Regions from separate parts of the Homo sapiens genome. Here all the other regions are linked to region 1. A link is a contact called in ENCODE Hi-C or POLR2A ChIA-PET data. All regions are on one chromosome and are shown on one strand. The core of a region is the stretch at or near the end of the contact, and the rest is flanking DNA. Distances in the headings are between cores, read along the strand shown.

Region 1 (4,799 bases), core at 1,323-3,822:
CAGCTTCGGTTAACATTCCCATTCTAATTTAATATTTAAAAACTCATATATACTACAAATACAGGGCTCATTACCTTGAACCCCTAAAAGAATTCATTAAAATATAACTGGCTTGACTTTCTAAAAAGAGTATCTGACACAATCACAAAACAAAAAATTTTAAATTCAATTTTTAAAGTTTTTTATTTATTTAGAGGCCAATTTGAAACTATAGTGGAAATCAGGCTAATACTTTTTTAAAAAGCACATTTAACTGAATTTTAGCCGCACATGTAACATGCGTTTATGGTTAATTTAGTTTAAATATAGTTTAATAATACTTGCTTTGTTCAAATAAAGAACATTTTTCCAATAATTCAGAAAGGTCATGAAGTCCTCTCCATCTTCCCTCACTCCCTTATCCTCTGTCTCATAGGTAACCATTATGAACATTTCTTATGTATCCCTCCAAAACTTTCATATGCGGATACAAGTTTGTGGACATACATCTTTAATAAGGAACACACACTTAAACTGAATCATTCTAAAACCTTTTTCAACTTAAAATCTTAGACGTTTCCATAGCAGTGGATCTGCCTTTTTAAAAATATTACATTCTTAAAAACCGTCACATTAATATGTTTTGTTTTTCTTTTTTTTTTTTTTTTTTTTTGAGACGGAGTCTTGCTCTGTCGCCCAGGCTGGAGTGGTGCGATCTCGGCTCACTGCAACCTCCGCCTACCGGGTTCAAGCGATTCTCCTGCCTCAGCCTACCGAGTAGCTGGGATTACAGACGCCCACCACCATGCCCGGCTAATTTTTGTATTTTTAGTAGAGACGGGGTTTCACTATGTTGGCCAGCCTGGTCTCAAACTCCTGACTTCAGGTGATCCGCCCGCCTAGACCTCCCAAAGTGCTGGGATTACAGGCATGAGCCACCGCGCCTGGCCTCAATGTACGTTAACACTCTTTTTACTCTAGTCCATTTTTAACACAGTTCAGATGAAGCTACCATAATTATTGCTTGTAAAATTGTGTAACAAATCTAATCAAGGGCAGTATTATGGCAGTAAATACCAGCTCTTTTCCCCCTCAACAATTCAGATTCCAAAGTGTTTTGTTCAAGTAAAATGAACTTTAATTCATACATCATATTTATGGGAGGGAGGGGAGAAAACTCACAAAATGTTGCAACATCAAAATGGTTAGAAATCACTATAGAAGTCATCCAGAATAAATAATATTTCCATCTTCTAATTTGCTGACTTTGCTACCCAAAATACATTTTTTTTTAATCTGGCAAGAGGGAGGTCTGAATGAAACAATTTTTTTTTTTTATAATTGAGACGGAGTTTCACTCTTGTCGCCCAGGCTGGAGTGCAGTGGCGCAATCTCGGCTCACTGCAACCTCCGCTTCCTGGCTTCAAGGGATTCTCCTGCCTCAGCCTCCCAAGTAGCTGGGATTACAGGCAAGCACCACCACGGCCGGCTAATTTTTGTATTTTTAGTAGAGACCGGGGTTTCACCACGTTGGCTGGGCTGGTCTCGAACTCCTAACCTCTGGTGATCTGCCCGCCTGGGCCTCCCAAAGTGCTGGGATTACAGAAACAATTTTCAAATAGTTTCTAAATCAGTGCTTTAGTCAGATTTTACAATTTTTGAATCTTAAAGGCTAACATTACCTGTATACTGAAACGAAGGGAAAAAAGGGGGCTGGGGGTGGGATAATCAACACTAATTAACTTCCCCTAAGGCTAGTGGAATTAACACTTGAGTCTTGCGGGATCCTAGGTCACCCAAAACCACTCAATGGAACATGCTGGTCTCCGTGGGCCTACTCCTGGGCCAAATACTAGTATGTAAAACAAAAAGTGAACGATGCGCTGCCGATCTGGACCCCTTCCCTCGAAAAAACTAATAAAAAGCCCAACAAACACAGCGAAAGGGCTGAGGTCCACACTCCATGACAGCACTTCCCTTTTTTTTTTTTTTTTTTTAAGTAAACCCGCTTCCTGCTTCTCGTTTGGTGTATCTTCAACTATACAGGAAGAGGAAGGCCTCTAGGTCTTTCTCCTTTTTACAAACCGGTGGCCCTGGGGAAAAGAGCCCTTCTCGGAACACACAAACCGAGCCTTTTACGCTTCCGTCCGCTTTAGCCCAATTGCCCCCGCATTAGCGCGGAGCAGGTCCCTGCCGGGCGGTCAGTAGGCTCCATGTCCAGTGCCGGTCTCGCCCGCCGCCCCCACCCGGAAGGGTGAGGGGGTGGCAGGCTAAATGGGTGGCAGGCTCAAGGGAGACCAGGGAACGGCCGGCTCGCTCCCACGCCCGCGGAGGTGGGAGGCACCGCCCCGCGCCCCTTCGCCCCGAGGGCCCGGAGGTGCAGCCCTGGGGGCCGAGGGCCCGTGCGCCAGCTGCTCGTCCCCGCCGGCGTCTGTGGCCGCCAAGGCCTCCTCGCGCGGCCCTTACCCCGGTGCCGTTGTCGCACACCACCACCTTCCTGCCCTGGCTGTCCATCGTCCGCCCAGGGAAGAGCCGCTGCAGCCGCACAACCTACAGCCACCGCCGCCCGGCCGTTTTCTCTTCTTCCTCTTGCGTCTTCCCGGCCCCTCCTTCGGCCCAACTTTTTTCCCCCGACCGGAAGCCGCCGCCGGGCTCCGCCCGTCATTTAGCTGAATGCCTGCACGAAAAGGGTGGGACGGGCAGGCAGCGCGACTGGCAGCGGTGAGCTCCAATAAAAGATGGAGGAGCGTCGAGGCCCCTCCCGCAGCTCCGCTTCCGGCTCGGCTGTCACGGTCGCTGCCCACCCGGGTTCTTCGCTGCTTCTAGTTCCGGGCGCTTTGCCGGGCGTTAATGGCGGCCAACATCGCCGGTGCTGCGGCTTTCTCCCTAAAGTGTCACAGGAGCTAAGGGCGCTGCTTAACGAACTGCAGAAGACGCAGGCAGGTGAAGGACACCGGTTCTGCTGCGGCAGTGGAATGTGGCGGAGAAGCTGGCGGGTAGGGCGGGGAGCAAGCCTGGAGGTCCTGGCGGACCCCACCATTCGACAGGGCTTGGTGTGTTATTGCTTCTAGGCCTTTTCAGCGGACAGAACTGGGATGGATACACACATGCTTATTTGAAATCATGCGTTTGTTCCATACTCCAATGTCAGCCCACCCCTTCTTTGCCCAAGTTGCTCTATGGTCAAGTGAGCGAGAGCAGGTGCCTGCATTTCCAGCCTCGTGGCTCACCGCCTCCTTCCAGTAGTCCCATGTTGCTTCACACCTCTTAAGTACATGTACTTCTGTGAACCCAGAGCCTTGGCTTTGAAATCAGACAACCCCAGTTTCAAACGTGGCGCTGCCACTCACGAGTTTTGTGATTTTGGCATACCCCTGTCTGCATGGGGATAATAACTTCTATCTCCATAGGTGTGGTGAGGATAAAAGTCTATGCATGGAGGAAATGTTCATTCAGTGGTAGCTATTTCTAATTCTGTTCTTCTGGACCTATGATTCTATCTACGATGCCTCATTTTTTTTCCTTTTTAATCAATTGGCAAACTTGTGCTCTGAGACCCAGCTTGTTACATCTCTGATGACAGCTGATATCCTCAGGATATTCCGTACTTCCTTTCTCCCTATTACTTTACTATGAATATATGAATAACATTGTGCTTATTGCATGCAACAAATATTTATTAGATGAATGACATTAAAATTCACCTTTAAAATGCCATCCTTTATGAGAGGTGAGAAATAGAACTTTTCCTTCGACATGGCTGTACATGTTCAACAACTAGAATAAAACAGTCATCATGAACCCTCAATCCAGTATTCTTTTTATAATATAGCTGCCTGTCAGTTTTCACTGTTCTTTTATTAGACCAGTGATTTTCAAACCTTTTTAAAGGCATACAGTGCTTTATTCAAATCTAATCTTATATGGAACCCTCAACACATAAATATTAAGATAAAAATAAAGCTGCCATTGTTGCAATTAGAAGTTTGAGAGGTTAGAATAGGTAGGAAGTCTCGGAGGAACATTTCTTCGTTTTACCTGCTTTAACAGTCAGAGAAGTACCTCAGCCAGCAGAAAAATTTATTTGTTCATAAATTCCTTGAGTATAGAGTCCGTATCTTATTTTTGTGGCCTCCAATGCTAGTGCTGTGCAGTTTTCTTGAAAGTGCATTTTATTGGTCTCAGCAAATTGAACTCAAGCATTTCTGTGTTCTTTTACTTTTCCTCTTTGTGGAATTAAGGGGATTGCTAATTTGTATTTTTAAAGAAAGAACATTATTCCGGGCGCGGTGGCTCACGCCTGTAATCCCAGCACTTGGGGAGGCCAAGGAGGGCAAATCACCTGAGATCAGGAGTTCAAGACAAGGCTGACCAACATGGCAAAACCCCGTCTCTACTAAAAATACAAAAATTAGCTGGGCGTGTTGGCACGCGCCTGTAATCCCAGCCACTCAGGAAGCTGAGGCAGGAGAATCGCTTGAACCCGGGAAGCAGAGGTTGCAGTGACAGAGATCGTGCCACTGCACTCCAGCCTGGTGAGAGCAAGACTCTGTCTCAAAAAAAAAAAAAAAAAATTGGCAAGTTTGGCCCTAAAATTTATATGAAATGAAAAGGAACCAGAATAAAAGGATTTCGAAACAGAAAAAGATGGAGAACTTCCACTACCTGAATTCAAAACTTATTATAAAGCTACAGTAATGAAGACTGTAATACTGGCATAGAGGCAGATATATCGATCAATGGAATCAAATAGTCCACAAATAAACCTTTACATTATGGTCAGTTGATTTTCAACAATGGTGCTAAAACAATCCATGGGG
Region 2 (4,799 bases), core at 1,478-3,977, 1.2 Mb after region 1:
ACTCCTATCCATTTCTTAATTTTGTATTAATTTCTTAATTTTCTATCATCTGTGCTTTCTGGAAATGTACACTAATAATATATCTATACCTATTTATTTGTGATTTGGCTTTTAGCTCTCATACTGACTGAAATGATTCAAGTGATAGCAAGTGAACATAGTAATTAATTTGAAATTTATCTAGGTTTAAATGAAATTGCTTGCCCAGTTTACACACTTTAAAAAAATTTTTGCAAACCTGATCATCAGCATTTACTTTCCTGTTTAGATTCAAGATTATGAATTGTTCTGTGGAAAAGTAAAAGTAAAAGTAAACATTGAGCTGGATCTCTGAAAGAACTAAGCACGACACTCAATGTGTATTTTCTTCCTATGGTATGTTATCAACAGATGGATAATGAGGAAGCAAACCAGACTGTCTTGTTCTAGTGTCTGGGAGACAACTGACGGCTATCATTTAGTCCAAGTGCCAAGTTGGAATCTTTTCTGGAACAAGGTGGGGTATAAACACAAATATTTTTTTAAAGGCCAAACCAGCCAGGCTTAAGGAAGTTTTTGAACTGTTGTTGACTTCCTGAGGGGGGTCAAAATATAAGAATTTGCTAAATCCAATTCCTAGCATAATCTATGAACTGATTCTAGACATAAAGAAAAATTATTTTCCTTTCTGGCCTTAGATAAAACTTGGTTAATCCTCTTGTTAATATTTTCACAGTATAAACACATCTTTTTTAATAAAAAATTTTTAAACTGACAAATAATAATTATATATATTTATAGGATCCAATGTGATGTTTTGATATATGTACACACTGTGGAATAACTAAACCAAGCTAATTAACATATCTTTCACCTCACCTACTTTTTTTTTTTTTTTTAAGAGATGGTGTCTGGCTATGTTGTCCAGGCTGGACTCAAACTGCTAGTTTCAAGGCATCCTTCCACTTCAGCTGAGACTACAAGTGTGGGCCACTGTACCCAGCTTATTTTTTTTATGGTGAGAACATTTAAAATGTACTCTTGGCTGGGCGTGGTGGCTCATGCCTGTAATCCCAGCACTTTGGGAGGCTGAGGCAGGTGGATCACGAGGTCAAGAGTTTGGAGACCAGCCTGGCAAATATGGTGAAACCCCGTCTCTACTAAAAATACAAAAATTAGCTGGGCGTGGTGGTGCGCGCCTGTAGTCCCAGCGGCTCGGGAGGCTGAGGCAGGAGAATTGCTTCAACCTGGGAGGCAGAGGTTGCAGTGAGCCAAGATCATGCCACTGCACTCTGGCCTGGGCAACAGAGCCAGACACAGTCTCAACAAAACAAAACAAAGAAAGTACTCTTTTAGCTATTCTGGAATATTAAATACATTGTTATTAACTGTGGTCATCGTGCTGTGCAATAGATCACTAAAATTTATTCCTCCTACCTGAAACTTTATACCCTTTGACTCACATTTCCCCTTTCCTCATCACCCTTTACCCCCCAGTCTTTGGTAACCACCATTCTACTCTGCTTCTATGTAAACTCATCTGGTTTTATAAGTGATCAGGGATTTAAGAGGACTTCACTCTTTTACAGTTAAATTTATTTCATATTGGGGAATGATTTTCTCACTTTGTTTCTTACATAATTTTAGAGGATTGAACTTAGAAAAATATAATGTAAGAGTTTTCTCTCAACTATTTTTGATGCTTCCTTACTTTTTGTCCTCTTTCCCCAACTTTAGCTCTTTGGTGGGGAAAATATTATTTCATAAAAGTTATGTTTGCAGTTTTCAAAGTGACTTCTTAGAAGTGAAACTTGGATCAACATTTTTTTCAACCCCCCAACTATAAGAGTTACATTTTCACTTTTGATTTGTTAAAACATACTATGTCTTATAAATGCTTGAAATTTATTTTTAGGCAAGAATTTCAACATTGAATAAAATCTTCCCAAAATTAAGTCACAAGCACTCAAAGGATTGAGGATCTTTTTCTTCCTAAAATATATGTGTGTGTGTGTGTGTGTGTGTGTCTTTATATTTATATACTAAGACCTTCCCTTTCTTGTGGACTGTGTTTTATTGGTTTAAAGTTGCAAGTCCTGTGAAACCAGGCTGAAGTCAGAATTAGAAGGTATTAATTATCATACACACTCCAAGTATCTCAGTCAAGTAACAGGAATAACTGATTACAGTGTCTGGGAGGAAGGCCTGGAACTTGGGGAAGACTTGGAGGGGAGGACTGGATGGGGAAAAGGCCTCAATAGAGAGAACTGGGTTGTTGCGGAGGGGTGACCTTTAACCTTTGGAAGGGCATTTACTAGGGAACAGCTGAAAAGCATTTACTTCGAGGGGGTGGGGGAGAGGAGGAATCTCGTGGAAGTATTTGCTTTAATAGGTCCCGGGTGATTTAGGGATGTTTCGAGTCGGTTGGTCTTGGGGGTGGCGAGGGCTACGCTGGAGGGGTCGCGTCCCAGTCCCGGGGAAGGCGGCAGGAGGTTTTCTGGGTGTTCCTGAAAACTGGGAGTTGGGGGGAAGGGTGGTGGGGAAAGTGGAATTCAGCGTGGATTTGTCTGCGTGTAGGACTATTAGAGGAGGCGCAGGGGAGCCACGCGGTGTATTCCCCGCCCCGAGAGAACTCTGGCTGCGCCTGCGACGGGCACGCCGGCCTGCGCCAAGGCCGCTTTCCCCAGGCGGCGGGCGCTCCCCCCGGCCCGGGCCGCGGCCCTCCCGCCCCGGCGGAGCCGCGCGGTGGATTGTGGGCTGGGGGCTGCGGCGGCCTCCGGCGCTGTCTCCCCGCACCCGACCGGGCCGAGCCGGCTGGGCCGGCGGGGTGAGGGAAAGCAGTGGAGTCGGGAGCAGAAGCGCTAGAGGCAGTGGTCGTGGCGCGGCGGCGGCGGCTCCCCTGGAGGCCGGGGATGTGGGAGAGGCGGTGGCAGCAGCGGCGGAGGCGGCGCTGCGGACCCGGGGGAAACTGCTGGCTGACAGGACACCCGGGAGAGACGTGAGGGAGCCGCCGCTGCCACCTCTCACCCCTGAGTGAAGCTGGGCTCGAGAGGGCGGCCCTGTGCTCCCCGGGCCGACTGGCCAGCGGGCGCGGGGCGGGGGCGGGAACCCGGGCTCGGGCCCGGCCGGGCGCCGGGCGGCGGCGGCCGTGGAGCAGCAGCCTCGGTGCGACGTGGAGGGCTGGAGGCGGCGGCGATGCACTAGGCCTCGCTCAGGGCGGCTGCCCCGGGACCCGCAGGTAGGTGTGCCCCGCGGCCCCCCGCGCGTCTCAGCCCACTCTCACCCCGACCTACAGCGGAGAGAGGGACCGAGACCCCACCCCCTCGGCTCTCCTCCCCAGCCCCAAACGGACCGAGTTTCGGTCACAGCTGACCGGCACTGAAGCTTCCATGCTCCTCTCCGCCACTTCCTTTTTTTTTTTTTTTTTTCCTTTTCACTCTCCCTCCGGGATCGGGGCTGGCAGCTGTGTTCCCTGCCTCCTGTCAGCGACCGCAAACGCCGCTCTTGCCCCTCTCTTATCTTTCCGGGATCCCAGCTCTGGAACTTCCATCACCCCCTTAGACGCTGCCCCCAAACTTTCCTTTTCTTTTTCCAGCCAGGCCCTTAGTCCTATTGGATTCTACTGGAATCGTTAAAACATTTGTTTGTTTTTCTCTCCGGGGAAGGCTAACCCAAAGAGTTACTCAGTATTTTGCATTTTGGCAATGTAGCTTGAAATAATTTGTGCAATAATTTTCTTCAGTTCTGCCTCCTTCCATCTCTGCATAGACAGAAAGGGCAGGCCCTCTCTGCCGTTTCTGCTCTCCCGTCGTTGACTTGGGAACTTTGGCTTGCCAATTATAATTAGCCGTTTGGTCTGTTCATGTGTTGAGTTCAAGATGGTATTTTTAGCATTTTGACTGACAGGCGTTTCAAAAAAAAATTTTTTTCTTCTAACCAGCTTTATTTTTTGGTCTTTATTGAGGCTCTTTCGAAGAATTAAATTGTTTGGACTGTTTTTGTTTTTAATTGGCTGTATTTCTGATTTGTCAAATCAAGGGCGGTCTTAATACTAAACGCCTTTAAGTAATACCGTGATAAATTACTTGTAGTATACCGAGAAATATTACTGCGATAACCTAAACTGCAGATTTTGATGTACATTCACTTTTATAAATCCGAAGGGGAGTTCTAATTGGAAAAAGCACCTTCAGAGCCTAAATGATTTCTAAGCAGTTAAATGATGGAACAGAGGGAATGATGGGATTTGTTTGACTGTATTTGTAGTGTAGTCAGAATCGGATTTCCTAGAAATGGATGTTGATGGTTCGTAGTGCTCATCATTGCTTATGATAGGTTACCAGTAGCTGTAATTGATAGTTGTTTGGGACGACAGTAGATGTTTGCGATTTTATTGTAATTTGGCTATTTTTAAATTATGTTCTGATAACTTAAGAATTATTACACTACCAATCTAAGAGGCAGTCTGAGGATCACTTTTTTAAATAAATGAAAAATGTTTTAATGGGTTTTTAAAATAAAGAATGCATCACAACCAAATCGTAAAGACTGTTTTGTTGTTGATATTCGTATATTTTGTTCTTGTAGAAGTATTGTTACTACAGCATTTGGCTTTCTGAAGTGTTTTTGAAATTAGAATTTAATACTAAAAGTTTACTAGGAAAAGGTGATTACTTTTGCATATGCTTATATTTTCTGGAAAGTTAAAATTGATTTCTGGATAAGATAATTTTTTGTGTCAGAATTAAAGTCAATTCCTATATAGCCCATGAAACGGCAAATTTTGCAGAATTTCTTCATCACACTCTTTTTTTTTGTTT
Region 3 (4,799 bases), core at 476-2,975, 1.2 Mb before region 1:
CCCGCTTGCAGTCCCCGTGCGTGTGTAAAGTGTGTGTTGCACAGGCGGAGAGGTGGATTCCGACCAGAATGCTAGAACCCGGAAGTAGTGGTGGCCATAACAGGTCGCGTCTTACACAATGCATTGGGCTGCAGCAAGTAGGCTCCTCGGCAGGGGTGGGTGCGCGAAGCGAGCTCTGGCCGCACTGGAGAGGCAGAGAGGCGCTCCATTAAATCGCACGCCCAGGCACAAACACCACACACCCAGGGCACACGCACACAAACGCAGGCAGTAGCCCGCGGCCGCCAGCTTTATTTTCAGTATTCTTTTCTCTCCCTCCCCCTGCAGACTCTCTCCCCAAAGCCGACTCTCTTGAAATAAATTGGGAATCAACGCCGGGCAGGCAGCAGCGGGAGTTATTTTGCACAGGGCTCCGCGCATAGACTTCATGACTTTCCTCGAAATTATTGGGGTCTGCCAGTGTTTTTCGGGGCAGGGGGTGATGCGCAAAGTACTGAATTCTCAGAACTAAACACTGCAAGGAGAAAAGTCAAAGCGGGATCGTGGAGGAAAAGGAGGGAGAAGCCAGGTTGGGAAAGCCTCTGCTAAGGAGTCCTGAGAACATGGGGTTGAGGTGGCTCGGGCTTTCTGCAGACCCAGCTTAGAGGTTTCTTTGCTGTTAGAGGTGGACGCCCGGCCGGGGGAAAGAAAATGCTAGCATTTTGTCACTTCGGGTCTGGACTCCCCCACCTCCTAGCCCCGGCGGCTCCCAGCCCCAGCCCAGGCGTCCTGCGCGAAGTAGAGAGGAAGGGAGGGAACAATGAGCTGAGCGCGGGGAATGTGCCCCCAGCGCCTGTTTACAAACACCAAGCTATTTATGATCGTCGGAAAGCGAAACCCGGCGCGGGCTCGCAGCAGCCCAGACCTCGCGGGCGGAGCCGGGGCCGGGGAGCCGCTGGGAGGGAGGCTCTTTCTCCGACCCGCTCGGGGTGAGGCGGCCGTGCGCCCAGGGCGCGGCGCGGCGCGGCGCGACGCTGCCGGAGTGCTAGGCTCCGGCTGCAGCCACCGCTGCCTTTGTCTTAGAGGCGCCGAGGGGCTCCAGCCTCGACCTCTCCCGGGCCTGTAAGAACCTCGCGCCCCACTAGCTCTTTCTCCAGCGAAGCCCTGCCCTCACCACCCCAGACATCCTTCCCCGCGCTCCTCTTTCCCGTCCCCAACCCGGCTCGGCGAAACCTCCCAGTGCCAGAGAAAAAGAAATCCGCTTCGGAAGCTGAGATTTCAGACAAAAGCTGCCTGTACCTACAACTCGGAGGCTCCAACCAACCACTGTTTTTTGTTTTGTTTTGTTTTTAACTTTAACACCTATTGCCTGGGCTTTAATTCCCCCTCACCCCTTCTCTTTATTCTCCCGCTCTAAGCTTCTCCCTTGTGATTATATTTAGTGGCGTTATTTTCGTATTTATATTTCTGTCCGCTGGGCTCTGATCTGCCGAGATGGCTCAGCCGCAGCAGCTCTACCAGTGGCTGGAAACCTCACATCCACAAGCAGGGCTCGCAGCTCGCTCGGCTCCGAGAGGATTTTTCCCCCTCCCTCCAGCTGAAACCTCGCAGAAAACTCCCCCTGCGGTCGACTGGAAAATGAGCTCACCCAAATCTCGGTAGGCAGCCGTGGAGGAGTGCTCGGCCAATCAGGAGGCGCCCCCGCCCAGGCCGCCGCGCATTGGCTGCGGGGAAAATCAATTATCAAATAATCGATCAGCAGGGAGCTTCGATCTGCGGGGAATGCGAACTGCCAGTCCCTATTCCCGCCCTGAAGGTGGCCAAAAGGCTGACTCCCTCCAAGCAGCCCGCCCGCGCCTCCATCGCCCCCACCCACGTCCCACTCGCCAGCTGCGGACTGAACCCTCACCCTCAAGGGGGTGTAGGTAGGGAAAGAGTTTTGAGCAAGATTGGGGGTATCCCTTCATCCGAAGATTGTTTGGGAAAGGTTAGGAGCTCTAAAATGTATTGAAGCCAACTCTTAAGCGCAAAGTAAAAGATAATTTGCGTCCGTCTGCGAGGTAGGACTGAAGATTCTATAGAGTGGGCTTCCGAGGAGCAGGAGACACAGGGCGAGCATGAGAACATAGGTCTGGAATGAGGTTCCACCGAGCGTCCGTAGTCTCCTTAGGCGACATCTATCGCTTCCTTTAGCACTTCGCAGGAGTCAACGCGGGGTTGGTTGCCCCCAACAGTGGAGCGTTTCCATAAAGCCGAGCAGATGAGCCTTCCCAGCCGCCTGCACTGCACCCTTCCCCGCCCCCAACTCCGTACTGGCACCCTGTGTGCCTGAAGGGCTGACACACGTTCTCCCAAAACCTTCAGAAGCGCTTTGCCTTGAAAGAGCTCTCCCTCGTGTGTGTGTGTGTGTGTGTGTGTGTGTGTGTGTGTGTGTGTGTGTGTGTGTGTTTAAACCATCTCCAGGATCCCTTATCATTTGCTTCCTCTCTCCTTTTTCTCTCTGTTTCTCCCTGTCTTTTTTCTGACGCTTAAGTTTCAGGATCTTTTAGTTTTTTTCCATCACATACATGTGTAGGTTTTCTGGTACAAACGCCCTGAAACATCACTTGGGAGGTTAAGACAGGCCCGCGAGTAAAAGCTGGGGACGGAGTGGGTGGGCAGCCAGGTGCATTACCAGCGCCTTTATGCCTCTGCCTACACTTCCCGGCCTCCCCCCATCCCCCCACCCCCCCACCCCACGCCTCACCGTCGCTCCCCGGCCCCACAACATGAACTTGGAAGCAGAATTTCAGGCCAAGATGGAACCTCCCCGTCTCAGGAAGGCGATTTCTGTTTAATCCTTGGGAGGCTGCGCTGGCTGGGCCAGGCAGCACGCTCCTTTTCCGATTAGGGAAAGGACTAAGCTGGGCCGGCAGTCTGCGACCCCTTCCCGGAACCCCAGCCGACTTCGGGGTATACCTGAGCGCCTTCCGATGGCTGCTCGCGGGGGTGTGATCATCGTCCCCGCATCAGGCCCGCCAGGCATCTGCGCGACTCGGGGGTAGGAGGGAGATGCGTGGGTGGGAGGTGGGGGTCAAACCAAACACCGACAGGGCACACCTACGTTTATGATCCTTAAATGAACTGCGAGGGAAATTGTGTAAGTATAATTTAACTGAGAGAAATTTATTGCGAAATACGCTTAGAGGACTGTGGTCTTTAACAGCCTCAGGGGTTCTTCGGCAAAGAGGTAACGGGGCTTGGATTTACCACAACTCTGCGGCCACGTTTTCAAATTTGGAAAAGGTCAGTATATATATATATATATATATTTGACAACAGGATTTATTTTGTATTGTTGCTTTCCGGTAATCTTTTTCTTTTGTTTTCTAGCACAGATGAGAAAAGAAGGTTCAGGTAAGTCACCCTTTGCAAACATAACCAAAATCTTCAAAGCAGGAGGAAGACTAGACGACTGCATGCTTTAACCATGATGTGCCAGATTACCTTAAAAATGTACTTTAAATTACCTACACACAAATTTTCCTTAAAGAATGAGATAGTTTGAGTTTGCGGACTTAAAATCAACTCAGTAGTTTTGAAAAGTGCCCCTCCCCCCCCCCACAGTCTTTCCATTTTAAACTGTGAACCTAATATAACTTCTAGGCCTTTATACAATTAATTCTGAACAATCAAGGGACTAAACACTTTTACAATGTAATTACAGTAGTACAAATTGTTTGCCCAAACCTCATTCTGGATAAGGATTTTACAATTAGCAAACAGTTATTACAGTTGGGGCTTGCTGAGAGAAATTGCACAGAGGATGTCTAGAGTTGCAATATAGTAGCCATAAAAAAAAAAAAAACTCCTTTAGCAGGGCAGCAATTAATCATCTATTAAAAGGAAACAAATGAAGGGACAGGTCTAGGTATCTTAGTAAACTACTGTCAATATTTATGCCCATTTTTTGACAGCCCCTATTCCTAACTTATTTCAGATACTTGCTTTTTTAAGGCAATAGCACTTTTATTTTGCAAAAACTTGGCCTGGTGAAAACTTCTGGCACTTGGCCCTAGCTCTTGCGATTCAGGCCTTCCGTTCTCTTCTCATCCTTCTTATCTCAGAGCATCTTTCCAGAGATAGAGAACGGTGACAAAAGGAGGCAGACTGGGCCCTTGGTCTCTATTGTTTACACCCTCCTGTATGGAGGCATTTCAAGCCCTCAGTGCTCCTCTGAGCTGCTGGTAAAGTCGTCTCGGAGAACTCCCCTGACTTTATGTTCTATAAGGAATTGTGCTTCTGGAAAGATCTATATCCTAAATTAGGCTTTTGTCCCAAAAGGTCACACTGATGAGTCAGCTCCAAAACCCTTAGAAACTAAAGAGGCACCTCTTAAGGTAAAACGTGTGTGTATTTGCCAGCCCAGAATAAACAAAAGCCTGTTAATCAATCGAGTTTGGCAGCTGTGTTCACAAAATGATAAGGGTTTATCATTTGCCACCAAACTTTAAGATGTCCCTTAAAATGCTGTGATTGGTTTTTAGGTTGTCCTGTGGTGTGGAGGCTTGGCGTTTGTATTTCAAAAACATTCATCCTCTGCATCTCTCCCCCTCACTAGCATTGACATTTCAAAAAAACAGAAATAAGAGGAGGGAGGGAAAGATAGTTTAAAGAAAATAGATTCGAAATCTAGTACAGATAATAGAGGAATGCTGGAGATAAGAGCCTGGAGGTGATATGAGAAAGGCACCAAGAAGTCAAAGCTAATGAATGGCTGTGAGAAAAGTGAAATAAACTATTGAGAGATCTATTAAAGGGGGAAACCTGGTTAGGTGATA
Region 4 (4,799 bases), core at 1,254-3,753, 1.1 Mb after region 1:
CACACTAGCATTTCCTAGTATGAAGAGGAAAGACGTTGTAGATGAAAAACAACCATGGGTATATCTAAACTGCGGCCATGTACATGGCTATCATAACTGGGGAAACAAAGAAGAACGTGATGGAAAAGATCGTGAATGTCCTATGTGTAGGTCTGTTGGTCCCTATGTTCCTCTGTGGCTTGGATGTGAAGCTGGATTTTATGTGGACGCCGGCCCTCCAACCCATGCGTTTAGCCCGTGTGGGCATGTGTGTTCAGAAAAGACAACTGCCTATTGGTCCCAGATCCCACTTCCTCATGGTACTCATACTTTTCATGCAGCCTGTCCCTTTTGTGCACATCAGTTGGCTGGTGAACAAGGCTACATCAGACTTATTTTTCAAGGACCTCTAGACTAACAGACCATTGTCTTGCAGGACTACATTATAAATTTATAAGCTAAGTGAGTTGGGTTTTCGAACCTGTTGTCCACGTCACAGTTTTTCTGCTCTGGTCATTTGCATTAAGATGAAGAATTTTTTAAAACATTTATAATAAATAGTAGCAATTTCTGAGCAAAAATCTGGGAAACTCAAGCAAAGGAATTTCTGAAAGTATCAGTCTTCTGAATTCTGAGTTTTGAAAATATATTTTGAGGAGAAAAAGACATAGTCTAATTTGATGCCTTCCTTTTAGTGTTTTTGAATCACCTATCCTCAGTGCTGAAATTGTTTTGTATAACTGAGGGTACTGTTGGTTCAAACTATGTTAGTTTACAGTTTGTTGCAAACATTGTAAAATACAGCGACATGTATATTAACTTTTTTCTATTTATCTTTATTATAGAAAATACCTTAGAATGTTCTTGATAGAGTAGCATGGTAACGATGGTGTCACACCCTTGGTGTGAATGGTAGCTTAGTGAGCAACCTAGCTCAAGGATTTGCAAAGTTAGGAAGAAGGACGAGAGAGCCTCTCTCCCCACCCCAATCTAAATATGGAATTTGGTAAATTAGAATACTTTGTAATTTGTAAGACCAAATTCATACTAATTACCCGCGTGAAAGGTGTTTGTTTTTAACAACATTGAAGATAATCAGGAAAGATTTTTTCTTAATGTTTCTCTCGAGCGTAGTACTATAACAAAAACTTAATGCTAAGAAACATTTTATATGCTCCTTTGGATATGCAATTTAATCTAGATTATCTATTTTTCTCCCATGATAACTAATCTGTTTTTAGTATCAGCAGCATTTGGCAAGTTTATTTTTTGGATATAAACTGTGGTTCATCTGTTCACTGTTTCTAGAAAAAAATCATTGCCATAAGAAAAAGTATAAATTAGCAAGAAAGGAGAGTGACTTGATTTGCTTTTGGAAAAAGAAATGCTTAATTAATTATTCTGTATTTGGCCTTATTCGGGCATTAGGAAATCTAGAGATCTAAAGGGTTGAATGACAATAGTGCCCCCGTTTTTAGCAGACCAGCCTTAACTCTGGGTTTGAATCCTAAGGAGATTGCCACAGTGAGACTTAAGGAAATGTTTGGTTGGCAGATGAGCACCAATGACTGCAGCGTGGAGTGACGCACTGCATGGTCTGTTTATTCTCTAATTCCAATATGTCTTTTGCTTCCAGAAGCAAGAAAAGTTTCTTCTCTCCCCTCCTTCCCACCCTTTTTTCAAAGGCACCACAAGTATAGACAGTTGCACTACATCAAATCTTTTTTTGACACTTGTAGAAACCAGTACACTTTTAGATTAGACAGTATCTTCTTTTAATATTTTGATTTGTTTTCCTTTAGTTTGAAAAGTTGTATAATACTTAACTGACTGTAGCAAAGTTTTATATGTGGTAGCATACCTTTAATTTATCCTATTACAAAACTGTTCTGAATTTTCTTTTGGTTTTTAAAAAACAAAACTTGTTGCTTAGAAGCCATGAATTATTTTATTTTACTTCAACTGTCGAAACTTCCTTGTTTTAAAAAATGATCATTTGGGTTCACTCAGGAAATGCATGTCAGGAAACTTGTATTATAAGTTTATTAGTTGTGATGTATCAGTAACTGCTGTTACCCCTTTTTCAAAGAAATGTAATTGATTTTGAAGTTTTCTAGATTGTCACATGCTTTGTGACTAATGCAAGAAAGCAAGTCCTGTGTTGTATTTGTTCTAGTCATTTTTATTCAGGCTATATATTGTAGCTTAATTTTTATTTGCAATTAATTTATTTAAACTAAGTAAATACTTTTCAAAATACATAATTGAATTCGTCTCTGTGAGTTCATTTTTGCATAATCGAGAATGAGAAACCAGAAGTGAAAACTGTGAACAACTCTATTCCACACTCCAAAAATACTCATTTGAAATAGATGAAGAGTTTGCATTTAATGTAACACTTTAAAGTATCTGGTTCTTTTTTAAAAGCATCTCTTACTAATAAAGGAACTTTGTTAGTGGTTGAATAATTGAGGCCTTTTCTAAGTTAAGCCTTGCTAGGGAGTTGGCACCTGTAAGTTGCATGTTAGACTATTTAAATAGTGGCTTCGTAACCATAAAAGTTGCACGTCCTTCCCAAAGTTGCCTGCATTTTCTTCTAACAGGTAAAAACAATCTCTTCTAACAGGGAAAAACCTGGCTCATTTTCTATCAAATTCAAGTTTTAAAAATTCAGGCAATTTAAATGATCAGTTGGGTGTTTGCTGTTCAAGCAGAACTGTTATTTTGTCATGGCCTAATAGAACACTTTTACTTAGTTGTATTAAGGGAATGTCAGTATTCTGGCCAAGGAGGAGAAAAAGTTGTATTTAGGTCTTCTAAATGCATTCTCAAGAAAGATAATCTTTATGGCTTAACTCTTTTATCAAAGTAATCTTTATATTTAAATGCTACTTAATTTGTTCAAGGAATTAAATTTCCCTTTATCTAAAATGTTAGGGTAATGAAGCAAGACATGAAGGGAAGCCATTCAGACATCAGAGTTCTTTTACTAGGTTATCCTCTTGCAACCTTCTTTGCTTACTTCCCTCATGTAAAAGTCTTCTAGTACATGTAAAGCAGGGTAGGAATAAATAATAATGTAAGTATGTAATTACTTCTTCTTTTTTTTTTTTTTTTTGAGACGGAGTCTCACTCTGTCGCCAGGCTGGAGTGCAGTGGCGTGATCTCGGCTCACTGCAAGCTCCACCTTCCGGGTTCACGCCATTCTCCTGCCTCAGCCTCCCAAGTAGCTGGGATAACAAGCGCCCGCCACCATGCCCAGCTAGTTTTTGTATTTTTAGTAGAGACAGGGTTTCACCATGTTGGTCAGGATGCTCTCGATCTCCTGACCTTGTGATCCGCCCACTTTGGCCTCCCAAAGTGCTAGGATTAATTACTTCTAACATTTGAGTGTCCCACTTCACTCTTCCCGTCTGACCCAGACTGAGGGCACTGGTGAAAGTCCACTTATTATGTCTCTAAGGTTATAAGCTCAACATAACTCTAACACTTTGGCCCTTCGTTGCAATGGATCATCTTGTGCTACCACTTCTTTTTTTGTTTAAGACAGGGTCTTGCTCTGTTGCCGAGGCTGGACTGCAGTGGTGCAATCACAGCTCACCACAGCCTCAACCTCCCAGGCTCAAGCAATTCTTCCACCTCTACCTCCTGAGTAGCTGGGACTACAGATACACACCACCATTCCTGGCTAATTTTTTTCATTTTCAGTAGAGACGCCGTCTGACTAGATTTCCCAGGCTGGTCTCAAACTCCTGCTCTTAAGCAATCCTCCTGCCTCAGCCTCCCAAAGTGCTTGGATTACAGGTGTTGAGCCACCACACCCTGCTGTGCTACCACACTTTAGAGACCACTGGTTAATAAACCTATGTTCCATTCCCTTCTCTGTTTTCTCTAAGCACTGCCCTATAGCAAATCAGAACAGCAAAACTCTGCATCACTGAACTCTGTTATTCTGTCTGTCACCCCCACTTTCAGAATTACTCTTATATAAGTATTCTTTAATGTTTTATCCTCAAATTTTATCTACTTTTTTTTTTTTTTTTTTTTTTGAGACGGAGTTTCATTCTGTCGCCCAGGCTGGAGGGTAGTGGTGTGATCTCGGCTCACTGCAACCTCTGCCTCCCGGCTTCAAGCAATTCTCCCTGCCTCAGCCTCCCCAAGTAGCTAGGATTACAGGTGCCGGCCACCACACCTGGCTAATTTTTGTATTTTTAGTAGAGACGGGGTTTTGCCATGTTGGCTAGGCTGGTCTCGAACTCCTGGACCCAAGTGATCCACCCACCTCGGCCTCCTAAAGTGCTGGATTTACAAGCGTGAGCCACCACGCCCGGCCTCTGCTTTCTTAAAACAGATTTTTGTATACCCACTGTGTGCCAAGCCCTGTCCTAAACCGGGTGATATAGCAGGAAAAAAAAAATCCCTGCCTTCATCGTGTTTGTATTCTAGTGTACAAGATAGAAATAAGCAAGAAAAAGTAAATATATGTATATATACAATATGATAGTGAACTGTGCTGAGGGGGCAAATAAAGTAGAAAGAGGAGATGCAGATGCAAAATGTCATATGCTGGGGCAGGAGGAGAAGTGTTTGCAATATCAAACAGGAAGGCTAGGGAAAGCCCCACTGGGAAGGTGGTATTTGAATAAAGCTCTAAAAGAGCTGAAGAGAGAAGGGAGTGGCCACTTAGAGGGGCATTTAGGCAGAGAGCTCTACAAGGCCCTTGCAAGGGCCCTGAAATAGAAGCATGTCTGGGATATTTCTACAATAGCAAAGAGGCGTGTGATGCCAAGTGGTATGAATCAAGGAAGAGTAGCAGGTAA
Region 5 (4,799 bases), core at 1,231-3,730, 1.1 Mb after region 1:
TCCAAAAATCTGGGATCCATCATTGGCTTCTTCCTTGCAGTAGACACTGTGGTCCACTTCTCAGACTCCATGCTTCTTTTTCTGAGTAATCAGCTCAATTTTCACTGGGATATTTGCACCTCCTCATCACAGCTTTGGTAGAAGCTGACTTCTATGGCTCTAAGGGTACGCACATGTCTTCATCCTAAGATAATTATCCTTGTGCCATCTCCTGGCAGCCATTTTTGGTTTATGTAGGGACATGTGACTAAATCATTGAGGCTTCTGGGAAAGGAGTTTTCTTTCCTTTACAAAAGAGCTTCCAAAAGTGAATCTTTTTCTTATTTCTTCTTGGACCTAAATAGCGAAACTTAAAGCTACACAAGTTGTTGGCAACCGTCATTTGACAATAAAGCTAACAATAAAGCAATTAAAATGAGGGAAAAAAAGTGCCTTTAATGACATCTCTGATTTGTTGAATCAGTCATCCCTATAGACTGCCTTTTTCCTGAACTTTCTAGCTAGATGGTTCAATAAATCTCCTTTATTGGTTAAGCCAGTTAGAGCTGGGTTTTCTGCTGCTTTCAACCACAAGCATCATAATTCATAACTTTACTTTTCCCTTCACCCCCAAACCTAGGCAATTAGTCACTATGTTCTATATTCTATCCCCTGAATAGTGTCTGATTACCCTCAGTTTTCTCTTCTGCCACTGCCTTACCTTAGTTCAGTCTCTCATGGTTTTTTCCCCTGTAATACTGTAACAGGTCCCATACATACCACACTCCATAGAGTGATCTTTCTAAAATGCCTATCTTATCAAAATTCCATCTGCTTACAATCCTTGTGTGGCTTCCCATTGTTTCCAGGAAAAGGTTCATGTTCCTTAGCATATTGTGCAAGATTCTTCATTACCTAAGCTGTCTCCCTTACCTTTTTCAGTGTCTCCTCTTGCCACTCCCCCAACTCCATTCTACTGCCAGCAATGCAACTATTTGCTGAACCAAAATACGTTTGGGTCTCACACCTTTAGGTATTTGTGCTTGATGCTCTCCCCAACACCACCCCCAATGCTCTCACCCACCTCTCTCTTCCTCCTCCCCTACCAAAATACACAAACATGTTAATTCCTAGTTATCTCAAGTGATCTTTGAAGCATTTCCTGATTTTGCCCACATCTGTGGGTAGCTTTGCATTTTCCTATTGTAGTACTTCTCAAATTAAGTCTATTTACCTGTCTCCTCCTTTGCATAGTAAGCACTCTGAAAATAAGAATGTTTCTTTTACATTTTTGTATCTCTATTTCTGGGGCTCAAAACAGTGCCTAGCACAAGTAGACACTCAACAAGCATTTTTTGAATGAGTGTATAATTATATAGTCTGTAGATATAAGGATTTCTGATCTTGAGACTCTCTGAAAGCCTTGCTCCAAAAGTGTGTCTGATTCCTAAGCATTAATCTTTTTCTTCCAGGGTGTGGGGTTCTAGGTAGGTGGAGAAGGAAAACAAAAGCGCTCAGGACGCGTTGCCTTTAGCTCTCCGGAGAGCCAGTAATGTGTCCTGCCTTTCTCCACCCTCCTCCCTACCACCTTTCCACACCTGGGTGCCCAAGATGGGTGTAGACTTAGCTGACCAGCCCAACAACATACTCATACCTTGGTTCAGACTTCTCTTATTACCAAACTAAAGTTGGCCAATACACATAAACAATTTTCAACTTGTCTTTTGAACGTATACTTTATGAAATTTGTATGTCTTAAAAATTGTAGGCCTTAAAATGAACGAACCCGGATTCTTTTATAGTAATCAAGTAAAATATAGGGGTCTTAATTCTGTACTTTGCCTTTGCTAATCTTAAAGTTAGATGTGACTAACTGAGCAAAGTAATTAATTACGGGACTTTGATAGTGGTGATATTCCTAAGTTTTATAACCTAATTGTTCAATTACTGGAAACAACTACATTTCGACAAGTCTTAGGTAAAGAAAATTGAATTTAGCCGGAGAAGATTCAATTGAGGGAAGTGAGGGACAGAGGTATTTGTGATTTAGGGTTTGTGGAAGATAAATTACGCAGCAGGGAAGACTGAAATATGGAGAGAAAGTCAGACCTCACTGGGTACTTATGACTGGTAAGGCTAGGAGTTGGAGGTGGAGAAAAGTAGGAAGGACCGTCTAAGGGTTGGATCCCCAACAACACCATAATACAAGACCGTCCTTGTTCAGCCAACAGCAGCACTGAACACGTTCGCTAAGTGTGTCGGTGACCATGGTAACGGTGGGAGGGGGCGGTCCAAACCTCGCCCTCGAGCATGCTCAGTGCAGAGCGAGCCTGGTAGGGTGCTGGACAACAATGAATCCCTTTTTTCTTCAACCGGAGAACTACAATTCCCAAGAGCCTTCTCGGTGCGGCGACACCGCCTTCCGCTGTGGCCCTGCCCGGTCCCCTCCCTCAGGCCCCGCCCCCCGGCTAGACCCCTCCCCTCCTTGCGAGTGTATGTCAGTGACCCAGAGGCGGTGTGAGGCGGAGGGACCGTCGGGGGGCGCCGCCGCCGCCTCCACTAGCAGCAGCGGCAGCAGCCCTAGTCCCGCGGTGCGGTCGAATTGGTCCCCAGCCCTCCGGGAGCGCACCACAAAGCAGCCCCAACGCCTCTCCCTGCGTCCGCGGCTCCTCAGCGCTCGGCTCCGTGGTCAACTTCCCCTCGCTGGGCTCGGCTGGCGGGCGCGGAGGGCAGCGGCGGAACGGCGGGCTGTCTGCTCGCGCTCCCCGCGCACAACACTTCACCCTCTCGCCTCGGGTCTCGGGGGCCGCTCTGGGATCCCGGCCACCAGCAATTGTCCGGTAAGTGTGACCGCGGGGCGCCGCGGGATGGATGGCGGCGGGGCCGCCGAGGGGCGCGGGGAGGGCGGGCGCGCAACTTCCTCGGCGGCTTCCCCGGCGGCCAGCAGCCGGCTCTCCCCGCCCGCCTGCGCGCCCCCGCTGCGGCGGGGAGCGGAGTTTGCGGCGCCTGCATCCCGCGCCCTGGCTCGAGGAAGCGCCTTTGTCAGGAACCGGCCCTACGCGGCCTCCCCCTCCGCCCGGGAGCGGGGCGCGCGGCGGCCAACTCCGAGCCCCGCGCCTGGCTGGCCGCGCGCTCCGGCTGCGAGAGGGGAGCTCTGCGGGTGGCGGGGAGGAGAGGGAAATGGGAGAAACAAAAGGGGCGGTGGGTTTCCCTTTTGTTTGTGCGGATCTGATAACTTCTTTTCCTCCCTTACATAACGCAGACTTCAAGTTAGTCATTCTTTTTATTGTTATGATTGTTGTCATCATCTCTGCGCGTCTTTCACATTTCCTTTCATCTTTGGATCTCAGAGCATTTTAAACACGCTAATTAATTTCACCCCCGGGTCCCCTAGGAAACAAGTTAATACGCCCGTTTCCCTAAGTGGGTAAACTGAGGTCGTGAAAAGCTCTCAAATTGATGGATACGCTTGATCTTCTACCGCGCCTCGTGTCTGAGTATATGAAAGCGTTTATGAGGAAGAACCCGTTCTCCAAAGCCCCGTGGAAAAGTTAAAGATGCTCATTTTACTTACAGGTTAACTGAAGTCCAAAAGATGTCTAGGTAATTGTTACGTAGTTCAAACCATAATTCTTCTTACATAGTGTTTGAATCTTAAAACCTCTAAAGACTTAGTGAAAAATGCTCCGAGTAGGGAAATTAATGTAAATCATAAACTCACGTCACCATCTACTTTTATTTTTGTACGTGCAGGTCTGTTAGAGGCAAGAGAGCAAGAAGGGGACAGAGGGCAGAGGTTTTTTAAAAATGTACATTTAACAGATTTTAATCACTACACACAAGGAAATGTGCCTTGGTTTTAACAGCACCAACAATATTCCTGTCGTTTAGTCATCAAACAGTATATCAACAAATGTTATTGAGAACTTTATTCATAAGGTGCTGGTTGTGCTAAAAACTGAAGCTTTATATATAAGAAAAGGTCATCTGTTTCGGTTCACAGGCTCTTTACTTTTTCTTACTCTGCAAAATGTTACTTTGTTTTCATTGCACATGATCTTTTGTTTCAGAAATGGCATTGTCCTTTACTGTGTCGAATATGTATTACTCTTACACTTAAGGATAAATGAATTTATTATTAAGTTTTCATAATAGGGTGAATTTAAAATATTTTAATTGTGGTAAAGGTTCACTTTATTCAGTTCTGTTTCAGTTTACGATGCGTTTTCTTTATAGCCAACAAAATATTTTCTGAGTGATAAGATTTACATGTCTCAAAACATTGTTCTTAGTGTACAAATACAGCATATGAATTCCTTGTTTTTTTTATTTATACCAACAACCTCTTCTGGGGAAAAGTCTTTAACTCTGAGGACCTTATTTATTTTGTGAGTTTTTATTTCTTCGGTACCATACTGGAAAGCACCAAAAATTTAAACCAAGCATCACTTCTACTAGCTCTTTCCTCAGGTAAATAATAATCAGAACTGTAGTAATAGTGAATAGTTTCACTTACTCTAAATTCTCTTAAATTTAATTTTGTACTATATAGTTGTCCTTACATTTTAGATTTTGGTGGTTGCATCAGAAAATGAAAGTGAGATGTTCGTTATTTTATTTTTTTTCCCAAAGCCTTCTAACCTGTTCCCTTTCTATAGTATGTTAAAAGAGATCTTGAGTTTAAAATAAATAATTGGAAAGTAGAACAGTTATATGTATGGAAAGTTGCATGTAGTGAAGTGGTTATAGTGTCTCATGTAGTGAATGTACAGGTTTTAAAGAGGAAACTATCACCTAGCTTTTTATTAGCATGGTAGAAG
Region 6 (4,799 bases), core at 1,586-4,085, 1.0 Mb after region 1:
GTTCAAATAATACGTTAACTTGCCACTGGACATTTGGCTCCATCTTACATTTTGATCCATAGGAATAGAAATTGAAGAAAGTGATGATAAATTTTGGGTCAGAGCCTGGGCACAGTGGCTCACACCTATAATTCCAGCAATTTGGGAGGCCCAGGCAGGCAGATCACTTGAGGTCTGGAGTTCGAGACCAGCCTGGACAATATGGTGAAACCTGACTCTACTAAAAATAGAAAAATTAGCTGGGCATGGTGGCGGGTGCCTGTAGTCCCAGCTACTCAAGAGGCTGAGGCAGGAAACTCGCTTGAACCCCGGAGGCAGAGGTTGAAGTGAGCCAAGATGGTGCCACTGCACTTCAGCCTGGGCGATGGAGTGAAAGTCTGTCTCTAATAAATAAATAAATAAATAAATTTTGAGTCAGTAGTAGTGCAAGATTTTTCTAGAGCCAGATTTCATGCAGTAAGAGCTTATTTTAGCAGTATGGGTTTCCCCTGTCACACCAAGCCAGAGCCCTCTGAACCAGTTGTTCTTGGTACACAGGTAGCAATGAACTAGAAAATTCCCCTAATCTACCTGTGGTCTGATAGAATTTGAAGAGGGTAATTCTGTTTGTTGCCAAACTCCCATATACCAGGATGTGCCACCACACCATTTTCCATAGGCCATGAAGAAACCTACATGATGTCATTTCTAATTTGAAAAGAAAAAATATTTTCAGAGTATTTTTGTATGGTTTGGTTTGATTTTTATGTTTGTTATGGTTTGAACGTGTCCCATAAAGTTCATGTGTTGGAAACTTAATCCCCTACCCAACAGCATTGAGGAGTGAGATCTTTAAGAGATGACTTTAAGAGACAGGCCCCCTTCCTCACCCTCTCTCCTTCTCACACTGTCTTGCTCTTCTGCCTTCTGCTATAGGATAACACAAAACACAGGCTCTTGCCCGGTGCAGGCCCCTGACCCTGTACTTCCCAGCCTCCAGAACTGAAAGAAACCTGTTCTTTATAAAATACCCAGTCTCAGGTATTCTGTTATAGCAGCACAAAATGAACAGGGACAACATTCAAGGGATTGAAATTGATTAAGATGTGGCACTTGGAGAGAAGGGTAACGATTAGAACTTGGACAGACTCCTGATAGAAGTGCCTTTCTTTCCACCAAGACACAGCTGTGCTTTTCTCGAGGTTCTTGCACATTACATCTTTCAGCCTGGACCCCATGTGATACATGAGAGGCATACATCATAGTGGGCATGGGAAGCAGAACTTTTCTCTTACCTCCATGATGGACCCTGGTGCTTCCTTCCCCTGCTCTTCTGCAGGAGAATAGTGGGAAAGGCAGTGATGCTCTGCTTTGAAGGGAAAAGGGATTTTGATTATAATGTGTACCAGTGACTGGGCACAAACACTGAAAGACAGATTCTTGGCTGCTTAATTATGAAGTGTTGTAAAGTACTAGATTTGGGAAGACTTGTTTTTTTCTCAAGCACAATGGGATGAAAGCCTAAACCTGGCGTTGCTTGTTTAGCCCTCTCTAGTTGCAGAGCCACCACTAAGAAGATGCCTTGGAAACAGTGAAGATAAGAAAACCATGTCCCCTTTAGCACAAAAGAGGATCGGTGCCCCCTTTTCCAAATACCACTTTTGGTCAAGCCAGGGTCCTCTGGGTCGCGCCACGTTCCTTCCCTGGCCTGGGCATTGTGCTGATTAGAATCTTGCTCTCTTTCTACCACCTGATTATTTGAAATGATAACAGCCTGTATATTTGCAACTTCAAGGCTAGGATATAGTTTCCTAGTGATTAAAAAATAAATAAGATTTACTCCACTCACCCACCCCTGGCCATAATAAAGCTACAGCTATGAATCAGACCCACCAATATTTGAATCTCAACCCCTTGACTTACTAGTTAGGTAGTTTGGGCCATTTTTTGTTTGTTTGTTTGTTTGTTTGTTTTTTCAAGACGGAGTCTCACTCTGTCACCCAGGCTGGAGTGCAGTGGCGTGATCTCGGCTCACTGCAAGCTCCACCTCCCAGGTTCACGCCATTCTCCTGCCTCAGCCTCACGGGTAGCTGGGACTACAGGCGCCCGCCACCACGCCCGGCTAATTTTTTGTATTTTTAGTAGAGACGGGGTTTCACTGTGTTAGCCAGGAAGGTCTCGATCTCCTGACCTCGTGATCCGCCCGCCTCGGCCTCCCAAAGTGCTGGGATTATAGGCGTGAGCCACCGCGCCCGGCCGGTAGGTTTGGGCCATTTTAACCTTCCAGGGCCTTGGTCTTCTCACTGTTTTTGTTTTGTTTTGTTTTAAACGGAATCATTTTGCCTACCTTCATGGGTGAGGATCAAGTTAAGTCAATGCAGGTAAACTATTAGGCAACTAGTCAACTCTCAACATTTGGTGGTTATCAGAGTTCACTATGTGGATGAAGACAATACAGCTAGGAGCCCTCCTAGACAAACCCTGGAGAGGAAGAGCTGCTGCAAAGTGTGCAGGAAGCAGGGGGCACCAATGCAGATTTTGCACCCCCTTTCCTCAGGAACTCCCAGGAACAGCCAGGTCACTCCCCAAGCTGCTTCCAGCACCCCCTCGTGTATGCTGATCACTCCTCCAGTGGAAGTGAAAATATTTAATACTTGGAGAACTTTGCAAAGGTCAACTGTGGCTAATAATCCATCCCCCAAGAACCTCATACCACAAGAACACAGACACACGTGCACACATGCATGCACAGACACTCATCTGGCTTAAGAGCATCAAGAGTCAAGGAGGTAGAGCAATTCCAGAACATTATTTTCTCTAGATGTCAACTTCCACAGAGCAGGGCCAGAGAGATTCTGGGACCTGTCCCCAGGGGAATTATTTCTAATACCCTTGATAAAATGTACAAAGCTAGGGTAGGAAGTAGCAAGGTGACAGCAGTGGTTAGGTGGAAAGTTTCTCTAAGAGAAAGAACTAATGAATTCGTTCAATTGAAGCTTTTTAAATATATTTATTCCTGTCACCTTTCAAGTCAGCAGCTTTTTCCAGGTGACATGGCAAAAGGGCCTGGCAAGTGCACAGGGTTAAGCCAAGGACTATCAATACTGCTCCCTAAAATATTTTCACCTCTGGTTTTGGGGATCTGCTTCTTCTCGGGGTCTCTCCTGCTGCTTTCCTGGTAATAGCACCTAAGAGACCCATGAAACAAATCCCCAGTTCAATACAAATTTATAGCTGAGTAAATATGAGCATAGGCTTTAGGAATCCACAGAATTGGAGCTTTGCTTAATACCAGCCGGGAAAATGTGGTTGTCAGTTAACCTCTCAGAGCCTCTTCGAGGCTTGGTTCGCTCATCTATTAAATGAGTCTGAATAAGCCCTACTCCTCCAGGTTGTTGCTAGCATCAGACGAGAAATGTATGCAAAGCCCCAGTGCCATGGCTGACACACAGGAAACATTCAACAAGTGGTAGTGCATTTTCACTAAGTAAAAGGAGTAATGATTTCTTTAGTGGTTTCTTTTAACACAGGGGTTTCTATCCATCCCAAATAGAGGATAGATATTCTAATAAAACAATCATTTATGTGATTTGTGATTACACCGTACAACTCAAGTTCCTGTGGAATGTTTAGCGTAATCAATCCGAAGCTCTCAGCAAGCTCCCTGGGCCTGATTTTCAAATCCAATGTTACTGTAGCAAAGAACTAAAGGAGGGGAAGAAAAGCACCACTGTATTAAATACACCCTCCTCCCCTTTTTCCTAAAGGCTGTTTGTCCCCTTCTCTTGATAAATCTTCAGTTCCCAGAGAGCAGAGACTCTTGGGAAACAGGAAGTAGCAAAATGCCAGTGAGAAAATCCCCAGATGAAGAGCAGCAACAAGTCTCCGGGCAACAGTGTGGTCAAAAGGGGGAAATTCCCCCATCAGCGCTCAAAAACAGTCCCTCAGGAAAGCTTAGTGAAGGTTAATTTGGGAAATTCCCTCAGAGGCCATAGAACAGAAACGGAAAACTGCTGTTTAAGAGAAATCTGAACGGAGCAAGCCAGTTCGTGGCTGCCTGGGGTGCTCTCTGCGTGAACCGCGCTGCTGCTCCAGCCTGACTTCCCCCTTTTCATCCTGATCCTGAGGGCAACCCCGAAGGGGTCCAGTTGCCAGAGCCACTTGACACCCACCCTGCCCAGGCTCCCAACCCAGGAGAATTAATGCCGCAACACCCAGCCTCTTGAAACGAGCTGCTGCTAAAGCAGATTTGCCTCCCCGTTAGGACCTCCTGTGACCCACCCTCATTCCTGTCCCCATGGTAGACTAGCAAGCCACAGTCATCATACTGTGAGTGTCCCTCACAGTCACTTGCTATAACAAGTCCATCAGGTTTTACTGGGTTTTAATCTAAATGTGACCTTAGGATGACATTTCTTAGTGCTGCTAAGCTCCAAGAGGCAGGGAGGAATCCTCCCCACAAAGAAGAAGAAAAAAAAAATCACATAAACATTGTCCCATGAAAGGCTTAGAATGGAATATCCTCTGATCAGCTGAAGCAGAGAAAGCATATAAACACTGCTGGAAAGGGGGCTGGGTCAGGGGCAAGTACTGGCTCTACAGAGCCCTGATCTCCAGATGCAAGCGAGGCCCAGTTCCCTGCTGCAACCAGCTCTCCGTGAATCATTTCCATTCCCATAAAACTTCTATTTGCTGTTTTGTTTTGTTTTTTTATGTGTGACTTAAAATGACCATTTCAAGAAGATGACAAAAAGGAGATTTCAGTAGAAGAGAGAGGAAAGTAGACTCCATCATGACAGCCTAAATTTGTTTTACTGTAC

The links. Hi-C counts contacts between places; a loop is a spot of excess contacts on that map. ChIA-PET counts read pairs that join two places held with the same protein, here RNA polymerase II (POLR2A). Pooled maps may share reads with other maps.
Region 2: a map of naive thymus-derived CD4-positive, alpha-beta T cell shows a loop between it and region 1 (5-fold over the local background). The contact joins the promoter of VPS54 here to the promoter of ACTR2 in region 1. A Hi-C loop is called at or near these places in 1 of 168 maps with a recorded cell type or tissue (naive thymus-derived CD4-positive, alpha-beta T cell), 2 of 37 single-sample maps with no recorded cell type and 9 of 50 pooled maps. POLR2A ChIA-PET finds 5 or more read pairs at or near these places in 4 of 52 experiments (CD8-positive, alpha-beta T cell, HepG2, activated B cell and 1 more).
Region 3: a loop to region 1 is called in a map of chondrocyte, with 3 times the contacts of the local background. The contact joins the promoter of MEIS1-AS3 here to the promoter of ACTR2 in region 1. A Hi-C loop is called at or near these places in 1 of 168 maps with a recorded cell type or tissue (chondrocyte) and 5 of 50 pooled maps. POLR2A ChIA-PET finds 5 or more read pairs at or near these places in 2 of 52 experiments (PC-3 and activated T-cell).
Region 4: a pooled map shows a loop between it and region 1 (2.8-fold over the local background). The contact joins the enhancer-like site here to the promoter of ACTR2 in region 1. A Hi-C loop is called at or near these places in 3 of 50 pooled maps. POLR2A ChIA-PET finds 5 or more read pairs at or near these places in 2 of 52 experiments (HepG2 and activated T-cell).
Region 5: a loop to region 1 is called in a map of CD8-positive, alpha-beta T cell, with 8 times the contacts of the local background. The contact joins the promoter of PELI1 here to the promoter of ACTR2 in region 1. A Hi-C loop is called at or near these places in 6 of 168 maps with a recorded cell type or tissue (CD4-positive, alpha-beta T cell, CD4-positive, alpha-beta memory T cell, CD8-positive, alpha-beta T cell and 1 more), 2 of 37 single-sample maps with no recorded cell type and 11 of 50 pooled maps. POLR2A ChIA-PET finds 5 or more read pairs at or near these places in 4 of 52 experiments (BJ, T-cell, activated B cell and 1 more).
Region 6: a pooled map shows a loop between it and region 1 (4-fold over the local background). The contact joins the promoter of LINC00309 here to the promoter of ACTR2 in region 1. A Hi-C loop is called at or near these places in 6 of 50 pooled maps. POLR2A ChIA-PET finds 5 or more read pairs at or near these places in 2 of 52 experiments (CD4-positive, alpha-beta T cell and activated T-cell).

The regions. Positions count from the first base shown.
Region 1 is chr2:65,225,604-65,230,402 of GRCh38, reverse strand. It overlaps ACTR2 (actin related protein 2), which reads right to left and starts at 2,572. Exons shown (of 9, transcript NM_005722.4): 1 at 2,446-2,572. The coding sequence starts at 2,493. It overlaps LOC124907779 (a long non-coding RNA gene), which reads left to right and starts at 2,804. Exons shown (of 2, transcript XR_007086461.1): 1 at 2,804-2,922. RefSeq lists enhancers at 1,641-1,730, 1,803-2,691, 2,692-3,581 and a silencer at 2,231-2,420.
Region 2 is chr2:64,017,356-64,022,154 of GRCh38, reverse strand. It overlaps VPS54 (VPS54 subunit of GARP complex), which reads left to right and starts at 2,727. Exons shown (of 23, transcript NM_016516.3): 1 at 2,727-3,217. RefSeq lists a silencer at 2,604-3,313 and an enhancer at 3,474-3,543.
Region 3 is chr2:66,430,396-66,435,194 of GRCh38, reverse strand. It overlaps MEIS1-AS3 (MEIS1 antisense RNA 3), which reads left to right and starts at 1,725. Exons shown (of 4, transcript NR_046438.2): 1 at 1,725-1,904; 2 at 3,185-3,264; 3 at 3,357-3,375. MEIS1 (Meis homeobox 1) reads right to left here and starts at 70. Exons shown (of 13, transcript NM_002398.3): 1 at 1-70. RefSeq lists enhancers at 111-210, 1-674, 1,544-1,896, a promoter at 1-312 and a silencer at 919-1,018.
Region 4 is chr2:64,090,300-64,095,098 of GRCh38, reverse strand. It overlaps PELI1 (pellino E3 ubiquitin protein ligase 1), which reads left to right. Exons shown (of 7, transcript NM_020651.4): 7 at 1-2,447. The coding sequence ends at 397. Among named protein-coding and RNA genes, the nearest start is that of PELI1, 52 kb to the left of the region's middle. Within about 2 kb of position 2,503, at least 3 of the 41 ENCODE cell types and tissues checked have a DNase peak (open chromatin) inside an H3K27ac peak, as active enhancers do.
Region 5 is chr2:64,142,101-64,146,899 of GRCh38, reverse strand. It overlaps PELI1 (pellino E3 ubiquitin protein ligase 1), which reads left to right and starts at 2,480. Exons shown (of 7, transcript NM_020651.4): 1 at 2,480-2,819. RefSeq lists silencers at 2,253-2,312, 2,403-2,592, 2,673-2,742, 2,883-2,952, 2,963-3,032.
Region 6 is chr2:64,203,521-64,208,319 of GRCh38, reverse strand. It overlaps LINC00309 (long intergenic non-protein coding RNA 309), which reads left to right and starts at 2,835. Exons shown (of 6, transcript NR_033837.1): 1 at 2,835-4,799. RefSeq lists an enhancer at 3,741-4,070.